2 separate regions of the Homo sapiens genome follow, and region 2 is linked to region 1. The links are chromatin loops, found by intact Hi-C in ENCODE. Cell type or tissue: heart right ventricle. All regions are shown on one strand. Each heading gives the region's core, and the rest is flanking DNA. Links, peaks and the distances in the headings are about the cores only.

Evidence for each region. Hi-C counts contacts between places; a loop is a spot of excess contacts. Peaks named below come from ENCODE experiments on the same cell type or tissue, not always from the same donor. Only the 100,000 strongest peaks of a DNase experiment are listed, where the experiment ranks them.
Region 2: a loop joins it to region 1, with 2.9 times the contacts of the local background. A loop is called at or near these places in 55 of 110 quality-filtered maps.

What each region holds. Positions count from the first base shown.
Region 1 is chr18:3,867,318-3,873,137 of GRCh38, forward strand. The region is part of intron 4 of DLGAP1 (DLG associated protein 1); the gene reads right to left. Among named protein-coding and RNA genes, the nearest start is that of DLGAP1-AS3, 8.0 kb to the right of the region's middle. In heart right ventricle, for the core only: a CTCF peak has its summit at 2,766 (motif pointing left); no DNase peak of the experiment used is centred there; H3K27ac peaks cover 738 bases.
Region 2 is chr18:3,707,709-3,713,528 of GRCh38, forward strand. All of the region lies in intron 7 of DLGAP1 (DLG associated protein 1), which reads right to left. Among named protein-coding and RNA genes, the nearest start is that of DLGAP1-AS6, 58 kb to the left of the region's middle. In heart right ventricle, for the core only: no CTCF peak of the experiment used is centred there; a DNase peak (open chromatin) is centred at 3,343.

The DNA of each region.
Region 1 (5,820 bases), core at 392-5,391:
CATTGTAAACTGACAATCTTGGACTAGGATTCCCTTCCAAATTATGTAATAAAATAGCTGCACAAAAGGAAAGGGAAAAGAAGTGAGAGAAGGGAGTACTGGGGAGGGGAAAGTATTGCTGAGCTCAGCTCTCTTGCTAAAGAGGGTTCACGGGGTGGGGAAGGAAGGAGGAGGGGATGAAATTAACCACTGGTATGGGTTTCTAAGGCTTGTGTCAGTAAGATCAGTGAACGAAGAAATTAAGGTCCTGCCTAGCATGGGCACAGTGTTCCAGGAGTGTCATGCCCCACTCTGGGGGCTCTGTGATGTGGACCATGGGTGGGGCCTCGTAGGCAAAAGAGAAGGGCTGTTGGGAGGAGAAATGGGGATGGGGAAAATCATTTCAAATTTCCCATGATGGAAAGGCTACAGGAATTGGTTATCTAGATTTACAAATAGAATCTAATAAATAAAACTTGTTTTTTTTTATTTTTTGTTTTTATAGCAGTGTGAAAGTCAAAGTACATGTTTTTAAAGAAGCATGAAAGTTCAGATGAGACACACTTGATGGCTTGTTCAGTTCATGAGATCTTCTGGCATGAAATAAAATGTTTCTTTTTCCATGCAGTGATTGCGTAACTCAAATATGGCAAAGCTACCTACACGATAATTTTCGGCCTGTGGATTTGATTTTTCATAAGCCTCACCACACACCCCTCACAGAAAGCTCTTGTTTCTAGTGGATTCGTTTCACCTCCTTTGTGAAAGCCTTAGAGAGAAGGCAGTAAGCAGGGAAAATCAGCTATTTATAGGCGTTTTTGACTAAAAGTGTCTGCTCAGCGTGCCATGGAATACTTCCAAGAGGTGGGAGAACAGGAAACGATCTAAAATCGACTAGAAGGCTGGAGGAGTGTTATGGGGGAATGATTTTGCAGGGGAGTCATTTTCAGAAAGCTCAGGTTTCATTTGCAAACAAATGAACTGACACCCCTTGAGTTACAGATAAGCCTTTGAAACTTTTGCTAGTTAAGGAGAGAAGACAAAGACATAAAATTTCTAAGGATTACAGGTAGGGTTCCTTTAAAGGACTTTAAAAGGAAAAGTCCTGTAGAAAGGCCTCTCTCCCTACTTATTTACTGCCTAAGGGGATGCTAGCCAGATGGACGTCCACAGAGGAGCTTAGACTGGCAGGTGGCATTCAGAGTGTAAACTGCAGGTCCTGGGATGGCCTACAGAGTCTTATAGTGTCCATAGGATGATCTCTATCATCACTAATTTCCACTTTTATAACCAAAAATGGCAAGCCTATTTGGTCAAGTTTTCATAATTAAGAGATATAATTTCATTAAATGTATTAAACCCTTCCTGTGAATTCTGAATGGTTTTGTTTTCATTGTTTTGATGACATTGGAGAAGCAGGCGAGGTAGAATTTAGACTGCCCAAAGTCACAGGGCTCACAGAAGAAGTTTGAACTTCCGATGGTTCTGTGGAGAAGAGGTCATGAGAGAGATCTGGCTTCAGTGTTTACTTGCTCTTTTCAATTTCTACAACATTAGAAGAATGATATACCTGGCTTAGCGACTTTGGGCACGAGCAAAGAAGAGTGATGGCCAAGGACATTTGGTCATCTTCTATCAATGGTGGAAAAGCACCACGGAGGAAACACTCCACAGAGAACCTGGTTCTCCTAAGCCAATTAAAGAGGTGATGATGGTGGATAGAGTTCCCTTGTAGACACCTCCTATGACTGTTATTACTAATTAAGCTTGTCCTGTTGACTTACCAGAGCTGTCTGGAATAAGGCAGCAGGAGCTTGACAGACTTAACGTATGAAAACAAAAGCAAGTGTGTATTGCGTTTTTTTTTTTTTTCCCTGTATGAATACACTAAAGCTTGAAGAAGCCAGAATTATATTCCATCAGCCAATATCAAGCCATGGGAAAACCTGATCCACTGAGGCTGAGCTATCAAAAGATTAATCCAGGCTGGTGCAGTGGCTCACAACTGTAATCTCAGCACTTCGGGAGGCCGAGGTGGGAAGATCCCTTGAGGCCAAAAGTTTAACACCATCCTAGGCAACATAGCGAAACCCCGTCTCTACATAAAAAATTAGTCTGGCACGGTGACCTGAGTCTGTAGTCCCAGCTACGCTGAAGGGTGAGGTGGGAGGGTCGCTTGAGCCCAGGAGGTCAAGGCTACAGTAAGCCATGATCACACCACTGGACTCCAGCCTGGGTGACAAAGGGAAACACTGTCTTTCAAAAAAGAAAAGAAAAAAAGATTGACTGTGATACTCTCGACTTCAGACGAAAGCTTTCTGCGTTTAGTCGGCACACAAGACAGTGAAATTTTACACCCACACTGTGATTAAGACCTACTGTCATCCCATATTGGAAAGGGCTTTTCTTTACCACAGAATCAGACATGCTAATCCCAATGCCAGCTTAATAAAAACTAGATGAAGTGAAATACAAAGGAAAAAGTGGTATGGTACATGAAACATGGGAAAGAGCTAAAGCTTGTTAATGTTTGAGGATCTACAAACTTGGAATATTTTCACACTGTATTTTTCATTTATTTCTCAAATTTGAAGTTAAATTTGTTTCTAAGACCTGAAGCAAACACAGTCATATCATCATGCCCATTTTACAGATGTAGAAATAGAAGTGCTAAGTAGAGCCCAAAGTCATGTAGCAAGCCAGCATCAATAAAGCTTGCAGTCAGAGCGCCTGAATCCCATATTTTCATCTATTAGGCTCTACTGCCCCCTTCAGTAAATACAATGAGAAATTAAGCCTTACAGTTCCCTAGAACTGGGTTACTTAAAATGCAGTTCTGGGATTGATCACTGTCAGAATCATCCCATATCTATGAAATCGGAATCTCTTGGGTGGATGCCAGAGATCCTCATTTTATAGACACTCTCAAGGTGATTCTTGTGCACATAAAATTAAGGAAGCTTTACCTCTAAATATTCAATGATAGAGCAAGTGGCCATACATATATATGATTCTCTACAGGCATACATGTGATATTATTGTGCCCATATGTACCCGTATTGATTCCACTTTACAATATTTCATGTAGCATTTCCAATTTTAGAGATAAATCCTTTCCAATCACTTACTTTTACATGTAGGGGGCAATAACTAAGAGATTAGCTTGTAGCTTTTAGCGTATGTATCCTGCACACTATTCCTCTCAGATTTGCTGCAGTTGCTCCCATTTAATATATTTGGTCCCATGGTCCCATTGTTCCAATACGTAATTCCTACCTGTCACACCATACATATTTTATACATAAATACATCTATCTATCTATCTATCTATCTATCTATCTATCTATCTATCTATCAAATAAAGTTTGGCCTTTGCAAATATGGTAACAGCTATGTTAATTTTTATCCTGGAGAAGTAAGATGAGGGATGCTGATTTCAAAGGAGTGGAAGATGCTGGAAGGATGCATGCTGTCTTCAAAATCTAACCAGGGCTCTGAGCAAATTCCCTAAAGATCACATATCCTAATGTGTTCTGCTCTATGCATCCTCCTTTGCTACGTGGTTTACCATGATCCAGGGAAAACTCATCCATTAAAGGAGGAACACACCAATTTCTTTTCTTTGGAAGTTAAAATAAATAATTGCAGGCATTATTTAGTTAATCTTTGCCTCTTCTGAGACTGTTGAGTCACAAACTTGCTTCAACTCTAACTTTCAGATAATGTCGCTTCTCCCTTTGCTTCCCTGTGCCTTGGCCCCATTGCCTTAAAAGGATGTTATGAGAATGGATAATAGAATATGTACAACATAATGGGAAGAGAACAGCACTGGTAGCCAGGCAGTGAGCCTGCGAGTGCCAGGTTCCACTGGCAAGATGACTGATTTCATCGAGGTATTTCCTTAGGATTTTTCTCTTTTCAAAAAACTAAATTGGACTAAATAATTTCAAAGCCTTCTTTTACAAGGAGATTATTAGATGAAAAATAGATAGGAAGATACAATGTCCGCATTGCAGGGAGATTAGTGTGAATGGGAAGCTACACCAGATGACCTTCTGATCAGGAGGTTCTACTATTCTAAAATTGTCATTTTAAGGGGAAAAAAACCCAACTCTGCCTGGTCCTTTAATTATGTATCTTATGATTTTAGAGTCTCGGAGAATTAAATCAGGGAGGAGTTAGACAATCTTGCAAGCGTATATTAAATTGTGGTTAAAAAAATTAAGGAGAGCAAAAGTCATTTATTTTACAATTGTTGGATTCTCCCTTATTAAGGGGACTAAAACCTCTTTATTCTTACACCAGAGAAGCAGGACATCCCTAACTAGTCTACACGAATGGTCCAAGGTGAAGTTCAATATAATCACTGGAAAAGCACAGTAATGAATTTTCCAACGTCTATGAAAAATCTGTTTCTCCACTTCATAGTCATACCTCTTCCATGGACTTTGTGAAATGGCACTCTTAAAATGGATCTGAGTTCATGAATCAGAGATCAAAAACAGCATGTGTATAAATGCATATTTTAGAAGTATTGTTGCAGGGATACCTATGCAGATAGAAGGTGTATATATAAACCTGCACACATGCACCTGGCATGCAGTAACCGCAGGCTCACATAATTCTGCTTCATAGACAGTTCTGTGATATCACAAGCCTGATTTTTGTGGGAAGTTTCCTAATTCTGTGAAACAATTAGTAGAAACTCCAGTTGACAGAGAACAGTGACCTAATATACACAAAAGGACCCACATATCCAGAAAATTCATTGTATAAATATATCTTAGAAATGGAAAAAAAGCAGGCATATTGCTAGACTTTAGCAAATGAAACAAAAAGTTTTTAATGAGAGTCCTAAATATTCCTACATTTAAAAGATCAGGGAATCAGAAGAGGTCTTTCTTTAATCACGTGAGTGCTCTCCAAGACAAAAAAAAAAAAAAAAAAAAATTAAAAACAAGAATTTGGTCAAAAGTAACAGTAAGAGTAAATGTTATGCCTTTCTTTACACAATATTTTCTCCTTTATCTCTGTGTAACAGTAATTAATTGATTCTTTATATCATTACCTTTTAGTTTATAAACATAGAGGACTGGGTTGAATATAAGTAAATCAGTCACTGAAAAAAAATTAATGCAATTACCTATTGTGGTTTTAATTTAAGAATTTGGAAAAACACTTAAATATGAATTTACCAAAATAATGTGAAAAAAAAATTCTCCCTGTGTGATAACCCACTAAGACAGATTGTTGTCTTTGAACCTAAACCCAAAGTGGTGGAAAACATAATCTAATTACAAATTAAAGTCAGCCTGGCAATACTGCATATATTTTTTAGCAGTTCCTAAAAAACCTGACACAAAAGAGCAATGTGTTCTACCATTCACAAATCACTGTGTAAAATTGTGTAATGCCATGATCTCATGTGGGCTAGAGACTGTGGGTGAATAGTTCTCTTAAAGAATGGTGAATGATTACCTTGATTTACTGTCTTTAATTTGCAATCAAGCAAACTGTCTTCTGAGGAGAATGGAAAAAGGGGAAACGAAATCTACTGGCCACTGAGAGATCCAAGGCTAGTTTTTCTCTTTCACTCTTTGCTAACTAATGCTATGCCTTTAATTAGTAGATTGGAATTCTGTGAGATCAGAAAGTGTGTGTTACAGGCAGAAACCTCTGACTGTGGCTAACCAAGCACTTTGGTGTTGCCGAAAATGTCTTTAGAAAACAGTGAAACTGAAGGCCAAGAATAATAAAGTTTCTTTAATAACTTCCAAGAAGGCTTTCCTATATATTTTTGATCTTCCCTTTACTACCACTGAGTCTTTCTGGACTGCTGCT
Region 2 (5,820 bases), core at 513-5,512, 160 kb before region 1:
CTGCATTGGTGCTGCGTTCCTGGAAGGTAGAAATCAGTTTCTATGAAGGCAAGGATTATGTCTGCCTGATTGAAAGGGGCTTCTTGGAGCTCTTTGGTCACATTAAACGGGCACAGGAATAAAGTTCTTCTAAAGAAGGGATGTTGGGGCCACTGGGTGACTTGGTGCTTAGGAGCAGAGGACTACCACAGAAGGAACCTCTTCTTGGCCAGGTCTGCAATCTCTTTTGAAATTCAGAATGACATTGTTTCATCCATGAGAAAATGGCAAAAAACTGCATACAACTCATCCTTTGTAATTCCTTTTTTTTTTTTTGAGACAGGGTCTCACTCTGTCACCCAGGCTGGAGTGCAGTGGCGTGACCCCAGCTCACTGCAACCTCCACCTCCGGGGCTCAAGCAATCCTCCCACCTCAACCTCCAGAATAGCTGGGACTACAGGTGTGCACCACCACACCCAGCTAATTTTTGTACTTTTCAGGAGAGACGGGATTTCACCATGTTGGCCAGGCTGGTCTTGAATGCTTGACTTCAAGTGATCCACCTGCCTCAGCCTCCCAAAGTTTTGGAATTACAGGCATGAGCCACTGTGCCCAGCTGTAATTCCTATCTGAGCAAGAACACACATCTGACCGTTGTAAAACAAAATGTTTTTTATTGTGAGAGCTGTGAATTCACCAAGTTGAAGTTCATATGGGGTGATCTTTACCCATTTTGCCTGAGTGGTATCAGGGGTGGAGGAGTCATGTCTTCCTACCCTAGCGCCCAGGATTCCAGCTTCTTGTCAAGGCTCCCTGCAAAGGACAATACAAGTGTCTCATTTCTGCTCCGTTTCCTGCCTCTTCCTCTCCAAGAGCACCTTCAGGAAGGGTGGAGGATGAGGGAATCTGTTTGCGATGGGCATCTGGACTTAAGTGGCTTTAAATTTTGGGGCACACTCTACAACAAGAATTTAAAAGCTTAAGTAAGCACAATCGTAAGTAAGCTAAAGCTTGGAAATGGTAATGAAGGAAAAGGATACAAAAGGACCTGAATTAGCTTTTTCTTGGAGAAAATAAATTGTAAGAGCGTACTTGACAGTACGCGTAAAGAGACTCCTCATTGTGACTCAGATATGACTTTCTGAAGCTTCTCTCCCAGGTGCACATTAGGTGGAAGGAAGAAGGGAGAGAGGACCAGGTTTCTTTAAAAACAGATTTTTCAGGGAAATCTCTGTCTGCCTTTGAGATGCCTTACACCTCTTCAAAAGCCTACAGTTTGGTTGAATCCACTCTCCAAAAAGACTGGGACAGAAAAAAATTTACAAAGTCTATTTGTTTAGTTAATTTATTCAACAAATATTTACTGAGTATTTATTATATGCCAGATACTGGTTATACAACCGTGGAAAAAACATAGTCCTTCCTTCAAAGTGCTCCTATAAATATACACTTGCAAATGATGGCAAGTGCTATGAAGAAAAACTACATAGAAGAACCCAAGTCCTGGGCCTAAATAAAATGAGAAAGCTGCCGTGCAACCTGACATGCACTCCAACCCCCTACACACCTTCCTTCACTCTGTGCTGGCCCAATCTGCCTCCAAATATTTACCGAAGACACCCCTTTAGGAGCCTTCCTAAGACTGAAGAATGTATTTTAAGAATGCTTCACTATACACCAGTAAACCACAGAGCAGTATTGTGCCAGCTCCTTTGATCTGATAAGCTTTGTTCGAATGTGAGCTGAACTGTTAGCATGTTTGACCTGAAGTTGAGTTCTCAACAACGTACCAGTAGAGTTGAAAGTAATTGCACATGTCCACTGTATACAATCCCTTGGTCATTTAGGGAGACAGTACACCAGGCTTTTCAACATTTTTTCAGTCTGTGCAGAACATGTACATTTGCACTGGGTCCTAGAGACTCACTGTAAAGCAGCAGTGCAGAAATTGAAGATTTAGCACATGGTATTGACATGAAAAGTCAATGGAAAAAGTAGGTTTCCATGCAAGACTGTGAACCCCTCCAGGGCAGGCACGATTTCCCCCAGCCCTGCACCCGGGGTTTGGCACAGAGAAGTGTTCAGTGTTTGCGGGACTGAAGGATTCAATAATACTTGATATTCCTCTTTTCTCTGCATTCCTACCGTTGCCATGCCCAGTTAATACTGGAATTAGAAGTAGACAGCATGGGCATAAGGGTATGATCTCCTGCCTCTGAGATCTAAGGAGCCCAGGACAGGCCCAAACCTGGTTTCCTTTATACATCAGTTCACAAAACTAAAACTCAGGTCTATAGAAGATGAATTACTGCTACTCCTACAGCCAATGAGAAGCACATTTAAAATAGGGAGCTGCTATTTTCTGTAGTGGAGGAAGTGATTCTTCCTGTGTGGCTACGTTTAGCACATATAGCTTGGGACATGGATGGATTTATGCTTCTCTGTGCAGTGGGCTCTCTCCATAAATACCCAATGGTCTTTCATTTTACACTAGGAAAGACAAGCTACCAAAACGGAACACTTCTCACACACTCTTATCCTACTCCTACCAAAAGGAAGGAATATTTAGGGAAAATGATTTGAGGGGCTGGGACTCAAGACTCCTTGTGATAAAAAATTCTCACCTGCCCCTGCAGATTTTTGATAGGGGCCCTACGTCATCCCCCGCCCTTTCTCCTCCACACCCAGCTTCAGGCTCTGCAGAGGGACATGAATTTGAATTTTTGTTTGTTTGTTAGTTTATCAAGAAGAGGTATAGGTTTAGAAGGTTAAAGACTCTGGTCTAATGTTCTCCCCACTGTTCCCAGAAAAGCTCCCGTCAAGGACGGTGTCAATGACTGTGGAGAGGAAAGCACAGCCCTCTTTTACTTATTTATTCCATATATATTTTTAAAGCATTCACTATAGATGTCACTGTTCTAAGAGCTGGAGGCATAGTAGTGAACAAGACAGAAAAATTTTTTGGCTGGAATTGAGATGACAAATACACAAGTGAATATTTAATTTCATGTGGCAGTAAGTGTCATGAAGAAAAAGTAAGCATTGCAAAGGACAAGAGATTGACTTGGGGCAGAGCCAAGTGGCCATGAGACAGAGATGTGAACATGGAGTTGGGAGGTGGAGGAAGGACTCCAGGCACGGGTGTAGGGGGTGGGTGGAAGCAGCGCCAGAGCCCTAAGGCAGGAACAAGCTCGCTGGGTTCCAGAAGGTCAGAGCTCTCCATGTGTGGGTCATGGTTCCCTGGTGAGTGTCTAATAAGTAACAGGTGTTCCTGAGAAGGTGGCACACAGAGGTCAGAGGGCAGGGCTAGGGAAACACGGGAGTGAGGGCAAGAAGAAGGCCAGTGCGTCTGCAACAGAAGAGTCCAGAAACACGACAGAGGAAGTCAGAGAGCCAGGAGGGGCCGCCCTGGGCAAGGTCTGGCAGAGACTTGGCTATAAACACGATGATCTCAGCCACAGAGTGTAAGAGGGCAGCACAAAGGGAAGTAAAAACAAAGCCAAGGGCATATCCTTGTTGTTTCAGGCATTTAAATCTGATAAGAACTTGATAACTGGAGAGAATAAAAGCTACAGCTTGATGCCCCTTCTGTAATGACTCCAGTGATCAATGCTTTCATCATGCAAGTGAATCAGATCATATCACTATGAATGATAAAAATTGTGTTAAAGAATAGCCAGGTAAATCGACCTGTTTATAAAATGTATATGCCCAATTAGTCTATTGGAACAAAAATAGAATGTAAAACAAAAAATAAAAATACCCACCTAGGTGAGACAACTTCAACTTCAATCACCTAAAAGTGGCTCACGTATCCCACCCAGATCATCAGCTGTGTTGACTGTGGTGAGGAATAAGACAGAAATCCAGCCGGGTGTGGTGGCTCATGCTTCTAATGCCGGCACTTTGGGAGGCTGAGGCAGGAGGATCACTTGAGCCCAGGAGTCTGAGACCAGCCTGGGCAACACAGCAAAGCTCCATCTCTACAAAGAAAATTAAAATATTAGCTGGCTCAGTGGCACCACCTGTGGTCCCAGCTACTTGGGAGGCTCAGGTGGGAGGCTTGCTTGAGCCCGGGAGATCAAGGCTGTTGTGAGCCATGATCATGCCACTGCACTCCAGTCTGGGCAACAGAGTGAGACCTTGTCTCAAAAAGAAAGAAAAAGAAAAAAATAAAAAAAGGAAGACAGAAATGCATCGGAGTATGAGGTTGTGGTTTAGGGATGGGGAGTGTGGGGATGGGCTGTGGGAAGGGAGGCATACAGAAATGTATAAGGAGGCATGAGTCCTAACAAACTATTCCTGGGTTCTGGCTAGAGGTATTTTTGTGACGATCACACTGACCCCGGTGGGGTGGCATGGGGGGAGCATGGCCTGTTAATGGCTAGAAGTTTGGGTTTTCTTTCTGCTCCTGAAGGCTGAGGCTGCAAACCCAGAACACACACTTACTGAGTGGGGATCTCACTGCACTTTTTGCCTTCTCAATTCTCCTTGAGAAATGCAGCCCCACCTTTATTTCTTGAGTGTTCTAGAAGAGGTGGAAAACAGCCTGGACTGTAGTGGGGGTCAGCCCAGCATCAGTGTGGTAGTGAGCAGGGGTGGACTTCGGGAGCAAGAGCAGCGTTTGCCGCGGGGCTTGCACTCCCAGCAGCTCACCCGTCTCTGTCCTGACCCTCCCTACTGGGCACGCAGGGTCTCTGTAGCACTTGGCCGAGGCCTAGATACCCAGGGTTTCCCACTGGAAAGTCTCACCTGGGGCTCATGCTTCTCACCTGTACCTGTTAACTCCCACAAGGCACTCCTTACAGAACACCTCATGGAATTATTTAACCTCAGTTATTAAGAGCTAATAGGGACCCATAGTGTTATTTTCTCCAAGTAGCGAATAAGCTCTGATTTTAAGCAGGCCCATTACAGGGAGACAATATGGTGCGTGAAATGGCAGTGGTGTCAGGGGGCTAATTACTGGGGAGCTTGTCAAGCCACAGAACTGGCCTGCTAATCATTCCTTGGCTTATTGCAGCTGACGTCATGGGGCTTTCCCACAGTGCATATGGGAAAATGAAGGAGGCAATCACAAGTTTTAGTTAAAGTGCTTAAGTTACTACTTTCTGTAGCTAGCAGGACTATAAGTTTAAGCAAGTGCACCGAAAAGATAGAAGCGGAATCAATTCACTCCTAACTGACTTACCCAGTTGGAAAGGCAAATTCGTGGGAGTGAAGTTGTTCTACTGGTACTGTTTCCTTTACAGAGTTATCCTTCAGATGTGTTCAGAAGGATGGGGCAGGACACAGTGAATATTTGCAAAAGCTCTAGTACTGGCCTTTAAAGCTGTTATTCTTTTCAATCAATCCTCATCAAACCCTGCCTTGGTGCAAAAACCAGATGCAGACTATTGGGAGATCTATATACACAGGATAGACCCTGAACCACCAACAAGTACAGCCTGGGTTCGTGTGGACTCAGGACCATTCTACCGTTTCTCTGTTTCCCTGCTTCTTTGCTGCTGTTCACAGCCGGATCAGCTGAGCTACAGTTTGCACAGCTGCAACTGATTGGACTCCCAGTTGCCTTTTCCAGAACATGCAATTGGTGCCATAATCTACAAAAGAGATATTAACCCCACAACTGAGGAGATTAGGAGCAAAGAATGATAAGAATGAGGACAAGGTCAATCCAAGATGGATGGCGTTGAAGGCCTGTGGACACATCGCTCAGATAACTGAAGTTTTTACAGTAATTGGAAAGATTTGTGCATGTGGGGGAGGCTTCAGTCTAAAAGGGGAAATGAGTAAATGTTACAGTGGCTTGTTAGTAGTTAGAAGAATGAGCATGTGCA